2 separate regions of the Homo sapiens genome follow, and region 2 is linked to region 1. The links are chromatin loops, found by intact Hi-C in ENCODE. Cell type or tissue: PC-3. All regions are shown on one strand. Links, peaks and the distances in the headings refer to the core of each region. The heading gives the core; the rest is flanking DNA. Region 1 overlaps SLC41A2 (solute carrier family 41 member 2). Region 2 overlaps LOC414300 (a long non-coding RNA gene).

Region 1 (4,000 bases), core at 1-4,000:
CAACAGGTGCTGGAGAGGATGTGGAGAAATAGGAACACTTTTACACTGTTGGTGGGAGTGTAAACTAGTTCAACCATTGTGGAAGACAGTGTGGCGATTCCTCAAGGATCTAGAACTAGAAATACCATTTGACCCAGCGATCCCATTACTGGGTATATACCCAAAGGATTATAAATCATGCTGCTATAAAGACATATGCACACGTATGTTTATTGCAGCGCTTTTCACAATAGCAAAGACTTGGAACCAAGCCAAATGTCCAACAATGATAGACTGGATTAAGAAAATATGGCACATATACACCATGGAATACTATGCAGCCATAAAAAAGCATGAGCCCACATCCTTTGTAGGGACATTGATGAAGCTGGAAACCATCATTCTGAGCAAACTGTTGCATGGACAGAAAACCAAACACTGCATGTTCTCACTCATAGGTGGGAGTTGAACAATGAGAATACCTGGAGACAGGGTGGAGAACATCACACACCAGGGCCTGTGGTGGGGTGGGGGGACGGGGGAGGGATAGCATTGGGAGAAATACCTAATGTTAATGATGAGTTAATGGGTGCAGCACAGCAACATGGCACATGTATACGTATGTAACAAACCTGCACGTTGTGCACAAGTACCCTAGAACTTAAAAAATGTATATATATATATATATATATATATATAAAATACAGGTATATTATTTGCAGATTTGGATATTTAAATTACCATTAAGTCATTTATAACACATTTTTCAGCTGCTTGCAAATACCAGATATCTCCTCAGTTAAAGACAGTGGTAAGAAAGTAAGAAAGAGAATGCCGTTGAAGAATGTTATCATGATAAACATGGCAATTGTTATAATGTTACAGAATTAAGTACTATGAGATTCCAGAAGATAAACAACTATTGAGGAAAATAATGCACACTGACCTTTACAATTTTATTTAATTAATTAATTAATTAATTAATTTTTTGAGACAGAGTCTTGCTCTGTCATCCAGGCTGGAGTGCAGTGGTACGATCTTGGCTCACTGAGACCTCTGCCTCCGGGGTTCAAGTGATGGTCGTGCCTCAGCCTCCTGAGTAGCTGGGACTACAGCTACTACAAGCACACGCTACCATGCCCGGCTAATTTTTTGTATTTTTAGTAGAGACGGGGTTTCACTGTGTTGCCCAGACTGGTCTCAAACTCCTGAGCTCAGGGAATCTGCCTGCCTCGGCCTCCCAAAGTGCTAGGATTACAGGCGTGAGCCACCACGCCCCACCTGAAATTTTATTTTTTTAAATTATACAAGGGATAAACTCTCCTTATAAAAGACTTAATCATAATGTGTTGCCATCTAAAGCTTTCGGTATTTCGAATGTTATATAGTGATGCATACATAATTTGACTGGATCAAGAAATAAAAAAAGTAAAATGGAATGTTACTATCACAGATCATGATTTTGAAAAATAATATTATTAAATATTGCTTAGGATTTTCTAATCTTTGTCTTCTGAAAGTTGGCTCAAAGTAATTCAAGATGAATTAACTAAAATAGTCTTTTACATTTTTTCTGTATCATTGATTCTCCTAAAAATATATTTTTTGTGTTACAGATCAATCCCATAGTTAATTTGTTAAAGGTATTTCTAAAGTGTCTGTGTTCAGATTGCTAAAGTGTCTGCTCTGTGCGCACTAGGGGGCCTCCTAAGATCAGCAGTTGGATGCCTAATATTTTTATTCTGAATACAAAGATTAGGAACAGGCACATTTAAATTCCAAGACTCCATTCATCCTGCTGAGAAGCTTCAGGTTTATTTCCTGATAAACTTATAGTTCAAGTTTATTTCCTGAACTATTTTGAAAACACTTAGCAGTCTTTAGAGATAAAAAGAGGATTTTATGATAGCAGTAGGCTTTAGTTATAGAGGCCATGTATTATATAGTGCTCAAAGAACTGGACATTAAGAAAAGTCTTATGGTCTCAATTCATCAAGAAGATATAACAATTGTAAATATATATGCACATAATATCAGAGCACCTAAATATATATATGATCAATTGTTAACAGATATGAAGGGGGAAATAGACAGTAAGACAATAGTAGTAGGGGACTTCAGTACCCCACTTTCAACACTGGAGAGATCATCCAGACAGAAAATCAATTAGGAAGCATTGGACTTGAACTACACTTTAGACCAAATGAATCTAGCAGATATGTACAAAACATTCCATCCAACAGCAGCGGAATACACATTCTTTTCAAGTGCACGTGGAACATTATCCAGGATAGATCATATATTAGGCCACAAAACAAGTCTTAACAAAGAAGACTTTGAGAAGATTGAAATTTAAGAGACTGAAATCATATCAAGTATCTTTGATGATCACAGTGGTATGAAACTAGGAATCAATAATAGGAAAAAAACTGGAAAATTCAAAAACATGTGGAAATTAAACATCATGCTCCTGAACAACCAAGAGGTCAAAGAAGAAATCCAAAAGGAAATTAAAAAAATATATTGAGACAAATGAAAATGGAAACACAACATACCAAAACCTAAGGGACACAGCAAAAGCAGTTCTAAGAGGGAAGTTTATAGCGATAAACACCTGCATTTAGAAAGAAGAAAGATCTCCAATAAACAAGCTAATGTTACACCTCAAGGAACTAGGAAAAAAAGAATAAAGTAAACCCAAAGTTAGCAGAAGGAAGGAGTTAATAAAGACCAGAGCAGAAATAAATCAAATAGAGAATAGAAAAATACATTAACAAAACTTAGTTGGCTCTTCTAACATATAAGAGTGACAAAGCCTTAGCTAGACTAAGAAAAAAAAAGAGAAGACTGAAATTAAAAAATCAGAAATAAAAGTGGAGACCTCAGAAATAAAAAAGATCACTAGAGACGATTGAACAATTTTAAGCCAACAAATTAGATAACCTAGAGGAAATGGATAAATTCTTAGAAACATATACCTGCCAGAATTGAATGAGGAACAAATAGAAAGCCTGAACAGACCAATAACAAATAGTTATTAAAGTAGTAATTAAAATCCTCCCAACAAAGAAAAGCCCAGAACCAAATGGCTTCATGGCTGAATTCTACCAAACATTCAAATAGTACCAATCCTTATCTTCCAAAAACATAGAACTAGAGGAAATACTTCCAAACTCATTTATTTTTATTTTTAGTTTTATTTTCAGAGATGGGGGTCTTGCTCTGTTACCCAAGCTGGAGTGCAGTGGCATGATTATAGCTCACTGCAGCCTTGAACTCCTTGGCTCAAGCAGTCCTCCCACCTCAGCCTCCCAAGTATCAGGAACTACAAGTGCATATAACCATGCCTGGCTAATTTTTAAATATTTTGTTGGAGACAGGGTCTCACTATGTTGTCTAGTCTGGTGTCAAACTCATAGTCTCAAACAGTCCTTCTGCCTCAGCCTCCTGAGTTACTGGGATTACAGGTGTGAGCCACTGCACCCAGCCCAGACTCATTTTATAAGGTCACCATCACCTGATACCAATTTTCCAGACAAAGACACCACAAGAAAACAAAACTAGTGAGGTGTGGTGGCACATACCAGTAGTTCCAGCTACTCTGGAGGCTGAGGTGAGAGGATCACTTGAGCCTGGGAGTTGGAGTCCTGCCTGGGCAACATAGTGAGACCCCATCTCTAAAACAAAAGCAAAGACAAAAATGACCTAAACAACAACGACAACAAAATAAATGAAAACTATAGGCTAATATTTCTGATGAACACAGCTGCAAAAATCTTCAATAAAATACTAGCAAACTGAATTCAACAATACATAAAGAATATTATACATCATGACCAAGTGGGATTCATCCCAGGGATGCAAGTATGGTTTAACATACACAGATCAATCAGTGTAATATAGCACACTGTGTTAAATAAAATATCTAGAAATAACTTTAACAAAGGAGGTGAAATATCTCTACAATAAAAATGATTAAACATTAATGAAATAAATTGAAGAAGACACAAATAAATGGAAA
Region 2 (6,934 bases), core at 18-4,017, 220 kb before region 1:
TGGATTTCCTGAGGGTCTCTTTTCTGTTGTCTGGTGATGTTTTTTTTTGTTATGTTTTGTTTCTTTTTCTCTTGGTTTTCCATCATTTGGCCTTATTTCCTGGTATAGCTGATAATTTTTTTAGTGCATCTTGACCTTTATGTATGAAAAATTGTAAACATAAGTTAAGCCTCTGAATGATGTCATCTTTCTTCAGAGGGGATTACTATATTTTCTGGAAGGCCATTAGTGTAGGGACAGATTACTTTAACCCAGTCTAGGACTGTTCTGATTAGAAACTGGGTTTCTGTCTTTGTGAGAGCTCATCTATTTCTGTTATCACCTCAGTCCTAGGGTATAGCTTTGCAGGAGAGCTTGGCAGAGCCTGCCAAACCTGATCAGCTTTTCCACCTCTCAGCTACTGCTTTCGGCTCCCCAGCCTCATAAACTCTCAGCTGCCACATTACAAATCAGCAGATGTCTTGAGGTGAAATGTGGTGCCAAATGTCAAGCTCAACTTTTTGGATCATCTCTCCTGAATTTCAGTTCCTCGAATCCTCACTGTCCTGGGTCTCCAATGCCTTCAAAAAGGATTTTAGCAAAAAAAGCAAAAATGGAAAAATTGGATAACATCAAACTTAAAAACTTCTGCATGTTAAAGTAAATAATCAACACAGTGAAAAAGCAAGCTATGGAATGGGAGAAAACAATTGCAAATCATATGTCTGATAAGGGATTGATTTCCACAATATGTAGAGAACTCTTACAACTCAACAACAACAAAACAATTTAAAAATTGGGCAAAGGATCTGAATAGACATTTCTCCAAAGAAGATATACAAATGGCCAAGAAGCATATGAAAAGATGTTCAACATCACTGTTAGAGAAGTGCAAATCAAAATCACAATGAGGTATTACCTCACACCCATTAGGATGGCCACTATCAATAAAACAAAAAATAACAAGTATTGGCAAGGATGTGGAGAAATTGGAACGCTTGTGCACTGCTGGTGGGACTGTAAGATGATGCAGTTGGTATGAAAAACAGTATGGAGGTTCCTTAAAAACCAAACATAGAATTACAGTATGATCCAACAATCCCTCTCCTGGGTATATATCTAAAAACAGGCTGGGCATGGTGGCTCATGCCTGTAATTCCAGCACTTTGGGAGGCCAAGGTGGGTGGATCAGTTGAGGTCAGGAGTTTGAGACCAGCCTGGCCAACATGGTGAAATCCCGTCTCTACTTAAAATGGAAAAATTAGCCAGGTGTGGTGGTACACACCTGTAATTCCAGCTACTCGGGAGACTGAGGCAGGAAAATTGCTTGAACCTAGGAGGCAGAAGTTGCAGTGATTGGAGACCACGCCATTGCACTGCAGCCTGGGCAACAAGAGCGAAACTCTGTCTCAAAAAAACAAACAAGAAACATGGAAAGCAGGATCTCAAGGAGATATTTGCACACTCATATTCACTGCAGCATTAATCACAATAGCCAAGAGGCAGAAGCAGTCCAAATGTCCATAGAGGAATGAATGGATTTTTTAAAATGTGATATATATATATATGTATGTATGTATGTATGTATGTATGTATGTATGTGATGGGGTGCAGGAAATACTACCCCAGCAGCTTCCAATTGTGCTTACAATAATATAGTCTCCCACTTGTCTGTATGCTCTATAAACATCTAAACCTTATCTCTTTGATACAGTTCAGTGCCAAGTATAATGCTAGGTACATAGATGATAAACATGTATTTGTTGAATGAGTGAACCAATAATTGTCATTTTTTTCAAGTGCTCTGTAGTAAATACTCAGTTTACAGGAAAAGTATTTCCTAATAGTTCTTCAACAGATGGCACTGTTTGTTAAGGAATCTAAAGATAAAAGAAATCATGTAATAAATGGCTTTTTTAGTTGTTCATTTCTTCAACCAGTATTTAATCAGGACTTTCTCTGTTTGGTATGTCACAGTGACCAAAACTCTTCAAAGAGCCCAATTGTCTGGTAAGTGAAATTTTTCAGATGTTTTAACTTAGGGGTCAGCAAAGTACAGACAGCAGATCAGTAAATAAAGTAAAACTTTACTTACTTTTGTAAATAAAATATCAGACTACAGCCATGCCCATTAATTTACATATTTTACATTAAACATAATTTACATTTGTGTTTCATCTATGGCTGCTTCACACTAAAATGGCAGTTGGGTAGTTATAGCAGCAATCATATGGCCCACAAGCCTAAAATATTTGTCACTTGGCCCTTTAAGAAAAAGTTTGTCAGCTGGGCATGGTGACTCACTCCTGTAATCCTAGCAGTTTGGAAAGCTAAAATGAAAGGGTAGCTTGAGCCCAGGAGTTCAAGAACAGTCTGGGCAACATAATGAGACTTGGTCTCTAAAAAAATTTGTTTTAATTAGCTGGGTGTGGTGGCATGCACCTATAGCCCCAGCTACTTAGGAGGCTGAGGCGGGAGGATCGCTCGAGCTCAGGAGTTCAAGGATGCAGTGAGCTGTGATTGCACCAGTGTACTCTACCCTCGGCAACAGAGTGAGACCCTGTCAAAAAAAGAAAAAAAAAAGAAAAAAAGAGGAAAAAAAGAAAGAAAGAAAGAACGAAAGAAGAAAGAGGAAGGAAGGAAAAGGAAGGAAAGAGAGGAAGGAAGGAGAAAAAGAAAAAAGGAAAGAAAGAAAAAGAAAAGAGAAAGAAAGAAGGAAAGAAGGAGAAAGAGGAAGGAAGGAAAGGTAGGAAGTTTGCTGATTTATCTGAACTCTAAAAGCAAAATAATATAAAAAAATTTTTTGCTGGCTTGACGCAGTAGCTCATGCCTATAATCCCAGCACTTTGGGAGGCCGAGGCTGGTGGATCATGAGGTCAAGAGTTTGAGACCATCCTGGCCAACATGGTGAAACCCCATCTCTACTAAAAATACAAAAATTAGCTGGGCGTGGTGGTGCGTGCCTGTAGTCCCAGCTACTCAGGAGGCTGAAGCAGGAAAATCACTTGAACCTGGGAGACGGAGGTTGCAGTGAGTCAAGATTGTGCCATTGTACTCCAGCCTGGGGACAGAGCGAGACTCTGTCTCGAAAAAAAAGTTTTGCTATATAAGTTATGTAAAGTAGGTTGAAATAGTCTACTTTTAAAAGCATAGACATTTTTGAAAATCTTCATGTCAAAATAATTGATAAGGACACTTCTAATAATGGAGGTAGCATAAAGTGGTCAAGTGAACCCATCTACAGTTAATAACTAAGAAAAGTGGCCAAAATATCTAAAAATGACTTTTTAAAAATCTAAAACAATAAAAGCAGGTAAAAACCACAGGAGAATTTGTTCAGCAACTGATAAGAATTATGAGTTTGTGGCTTTTTGTCTGATGGTGTCCCTCACCACTGAAGCTCAGCACTGCAGGCTTACTTGCTCAAACTGTCAGCAAACTGAGTACAGGGTTTGTTAGAAGAGGTCATCAGTTTGGGGAGTGACCTACAAAATGTGTGAGATCCAAAATCTGGGTGTAAACTCTGCCCAAATCACTGACTGACCACTAAAATACAGACAGCCTGATGAAATAACAGGAGTCCCTGAAAAGCAGAACTGCACTCAGTGAAGTGTATGAGTTTGCTGCTCTTTTGAATGCATATATTTCCCAACAGAGGTACACCTTGGGTAGCAGAAAGCTGAAGACTTATTTGAGGTAACAGCGAATAGAAGTAGAGCTGCCAAAGCAGTTTAGAATTTAGAAGGAAAGACTGATAATTAGGGCAACTGCAGATGGGTGTAACCCCCGCAATCTAAGTATAAACACTGGCCAAATCCTTCACTAAACTAAGAACGAAGCAGAATATAAACTGCTTCACTCTACTAAGGAGACAGGGAGTCAGGGCAAGTTTACTTCATTTAAAAACAAATAGTCAAACAGGCATGGTGGTTCACACCAGTAATCTCAGCACTTTGGGAGCAGAGGTGGGAAGATCACTTGAGCCCAGGAGTCAAAGACCAGACTGGGCAACAAAATGAGACCCCGTCTCTACAAAAAAATTTTAAAAATTAGCCAGGTAGCCAGGTGTGGTGGTATGCACCTGTGATCCTAGCTACATAGAAGACTGAGGCAGGAGAATTGCTTCAATCCAGGAGGTCAAAGCTGCAGTGAGCCATGCTCCTGCCACTGCACTCTAGCCTGGGTGACAGAGAAAGAACTTGGCTCAAAGAAACAAACAACAAAAAATGCCAGTCAAATAATTATCTGAAGAAAAAAATAGAATCCAGAGTGGCCACAATATGTTACATACAATGTACAGTTTTAACCAAAAGCTTTATAAGAAGATAACAAAATCTAGGCACTCAACAGTGTAAGACTCAAATATCCAATTAAAAATTATGAGACATACAAAGAAGCAAGAGAATGTGATCTATAACCAAGTGGAAAATCATGTAATAGACATAGAAAGGATAGGAATGGCCAGGCATGGTGGCTCACTTCTGTAATCCCAGCACTTTGAGAGGCCAAGGTGGGCAGATTGCTTGAGCTCAGGTGTTCGAACCAGCCAGGGCAACATGGCGAAATGCTGTCCCTACAAAAAATACAAAAATTAGCTGGGAATGATGGCATGTTCCTGTAGTCTCAGCTACTGGGGAGACTGAGATGGGAACTGGAGCCCAGGAGGTCAAGGCTCCAGTGAGCCAAGATTGCACCACTGCGCTCCAGCCTGGATGACAGAGTGAGACCCTGTCTCAGAGGAAGAAAGAAAGAAAGAAGGAAAGAAAGAAAGGGAGAGAGAGAGGGAGGGAGGGAGGAGAAATAATGGGAATGGTGAAATTTGCAGATGAAAATGTGAAAACAGCATTAAAATCATGTTTTACAGAAAATCTGCTGAATGGGAAAAAATATTTGCAAACTATGCATCTGACAAAGGACTAATATCCAGAATCTACAAGGAACTCAAACAGAGCAGCGAGAAAAAGCAAATAATCCTATCAAAAAAATGGTCAAATGACATGAACAGACATTTCTCAAAAGAAGATATATGAATGGCCAACAAACGTGAAAAATGCTCAACATCACTGATCAGGGAAATGCAAATTAAAACGACAATAAGATACCACCTTACTCCTACAAGAATGGCCATTATTAAAAAGTCAAAAAACAACAGATGGTGGTGTGGATGTGGAGAAAAGGGAATGCTTATACACTGCTGGTGGGAATGTAAATTAGTACAACCTCTATGGAAAACAGTATGGAGATTTCCTAAAAAACTAAAAGTAGATCTACCATTCGATTCAGCAATCTCATTCCTGGGTATCTGCCCAAAGGAAAATAAGTTATGTTAAAAAGTCATCTGCACGCATGTGTTTGTTGCAGCACAATTCACAATTGCAAAGACATGGAACCAACCTAAGTGCCCATCGACCAATGAGTGAATAAAGAAAATGTGATATACATACACCATGGAATATGACTCAGCCATAAAAAGAACTAAATATGTCTTTTGCAGCAACTTGGATGGAGCTGGAGGCCATTATTCTAAGTGAAATAGCTCAGGAATGGAAAACCCAATATCTTATGTTCTCACTTATAAGCAAGAGCTAAGCTATGGATGCACAAAGGCCATATATGCACAAAGTGATATAATGAACTATGGAGACTCAGAAGGGGGAGAGTGGGGAGATATAAAAACTATATATTGGATACAACATATACTACTAGGGAGACAGGTGCAGTAAAATCTCAGACTTCACCACCATACAACTCATCCATGTAACCAAAAACCACTTGTACCCCAAAAGCTATTAAAATATAAAAAGTTTTAACTGAAAAAAATAAAATAAGATAAAATTATGTTTTAATTTTTTTTCTTTTTTTGAGACAGAGTCTCACTCTGTTGCCCAGTCTGGAGTGCAGTGGGTGCAATCTCAGCTCACTGCAACCTCCATCTCCCAGGCTCAAGCGATTCTCCTGCCTCAGCCTCCTGAGTAGTTAGTATTACAGGTGCATGCCACTGCACCCAGCTATTTTTTTTGTACTTTTAGTAGAGACAGGGTTTTGCTATGATGGCCAGGCTGGTCTTGAACCCCTGGCTTCAAGTGATCTGCCTGCCTCTGCCTCCCAAAATGCTGGAGTTTTAGATGTGAGCCACTGTGCCCAGCCTGTTTTAGTTCTTAAAGGAAAACATGGGCTGAGTATGGTGGCTCACACCTGTAATCCCAATGCTTTGGGAGGCCGAGGCAGACCGATCAGCTGAGGTCAGGAGTTCAAGACCAGCCTGGCCAACATGGTGAAACCCCATGTCTACAAAAATACAAAAATTAGCTGGGCACGATGGCAGGTGCCTGTAACCCCAGCTATTCAGGAGGCTAAGGAGGGAGAATCACTTAACCTGGGAGATAGAGGTTGCTGTGAGCCGAGATCGTGCCATTACACTCCAGTCTGGGCAAGAGAGCAAGACTCCATCTCAAAAAAGAAAAGTAAATATGAACACAATGAGGAAAGAAATGTAAGATATAAAAAAGAGCCAAAAAAAAAAAGAGCCAAACAAAACTTTTAGAAATGATAATGAAAGATTTATGGAATGAGATTAATAGCAGAGTAGGCACAAGGAAGAAACTGTCAATAAATGTGAAGAAATACCAATAGGAACAATCTAAACTCAAGAGAGAGAAAAAAAAGAAAGAAATTAAGAAAATCTCAGATAACTTTGGGACAATATCAAGTGCTATAATGTACATATAGTTGAGGACCCAGAAAAGGAAGGACAGGAAAATGTTTAAGAAACAATGACCAAAATGTTGGCACATATGAAGCAAATAATAAACTTATATATCTTAAACTCTCAATAACCCCAAGCAAGACACACACACACACACACACACACACACACACACACACCATACTCACATCATGTTAAGATGGCTAAAAACTGTTGCGGGAAGTCAGGGACCCCAAACGGAGGGACCGG

Evidence for each region. Peaks named below come from ENCODE experiments on the same cell type or tissue, not always from the same donor. Only the 100,000 strongest peaks of a DNase experiment are listed, where the experiment ranks them.
Region 2: it touches region 1 in a loop (5-fold over the local background); 2 of 110 quality-filtered maps call a loop at or near these places.

The regions. Positions count from the first base shown.
Region 1 is chr12:104,874,978-104,878,977 of GRCh38, reverse strand. All of the region lies in intron 6 of SLC41A2 (solute carrier family 41 member 2), which reads left to right. Among named protein-coding and RNA genes, the nearest start is that of SLC41A2, 81 kb to the left of the region's middle. In PC-3, for the core only: a CTCF peak has its summit at 1,681; a DNase peak (open chromatin) is centred at 1,677.
Region 2 is chr12:105,096,114-105,103,047 of GRCh38, reverse strand. LOC414300 (a long non-coding RNA gene) reads left to right here. Exons shown (of 2, transcript NR_121211.1): 2 at 328-576. Among named protein-coding and RNA genes, the nearest start is that of WASHC4, 8.2 kb to the left of the region's middle. In PC-3, for the core only: a CTCF peak has its summit at 1,843 (motif pointing right); a DNase peak (open chromatin) is centred at 2,277.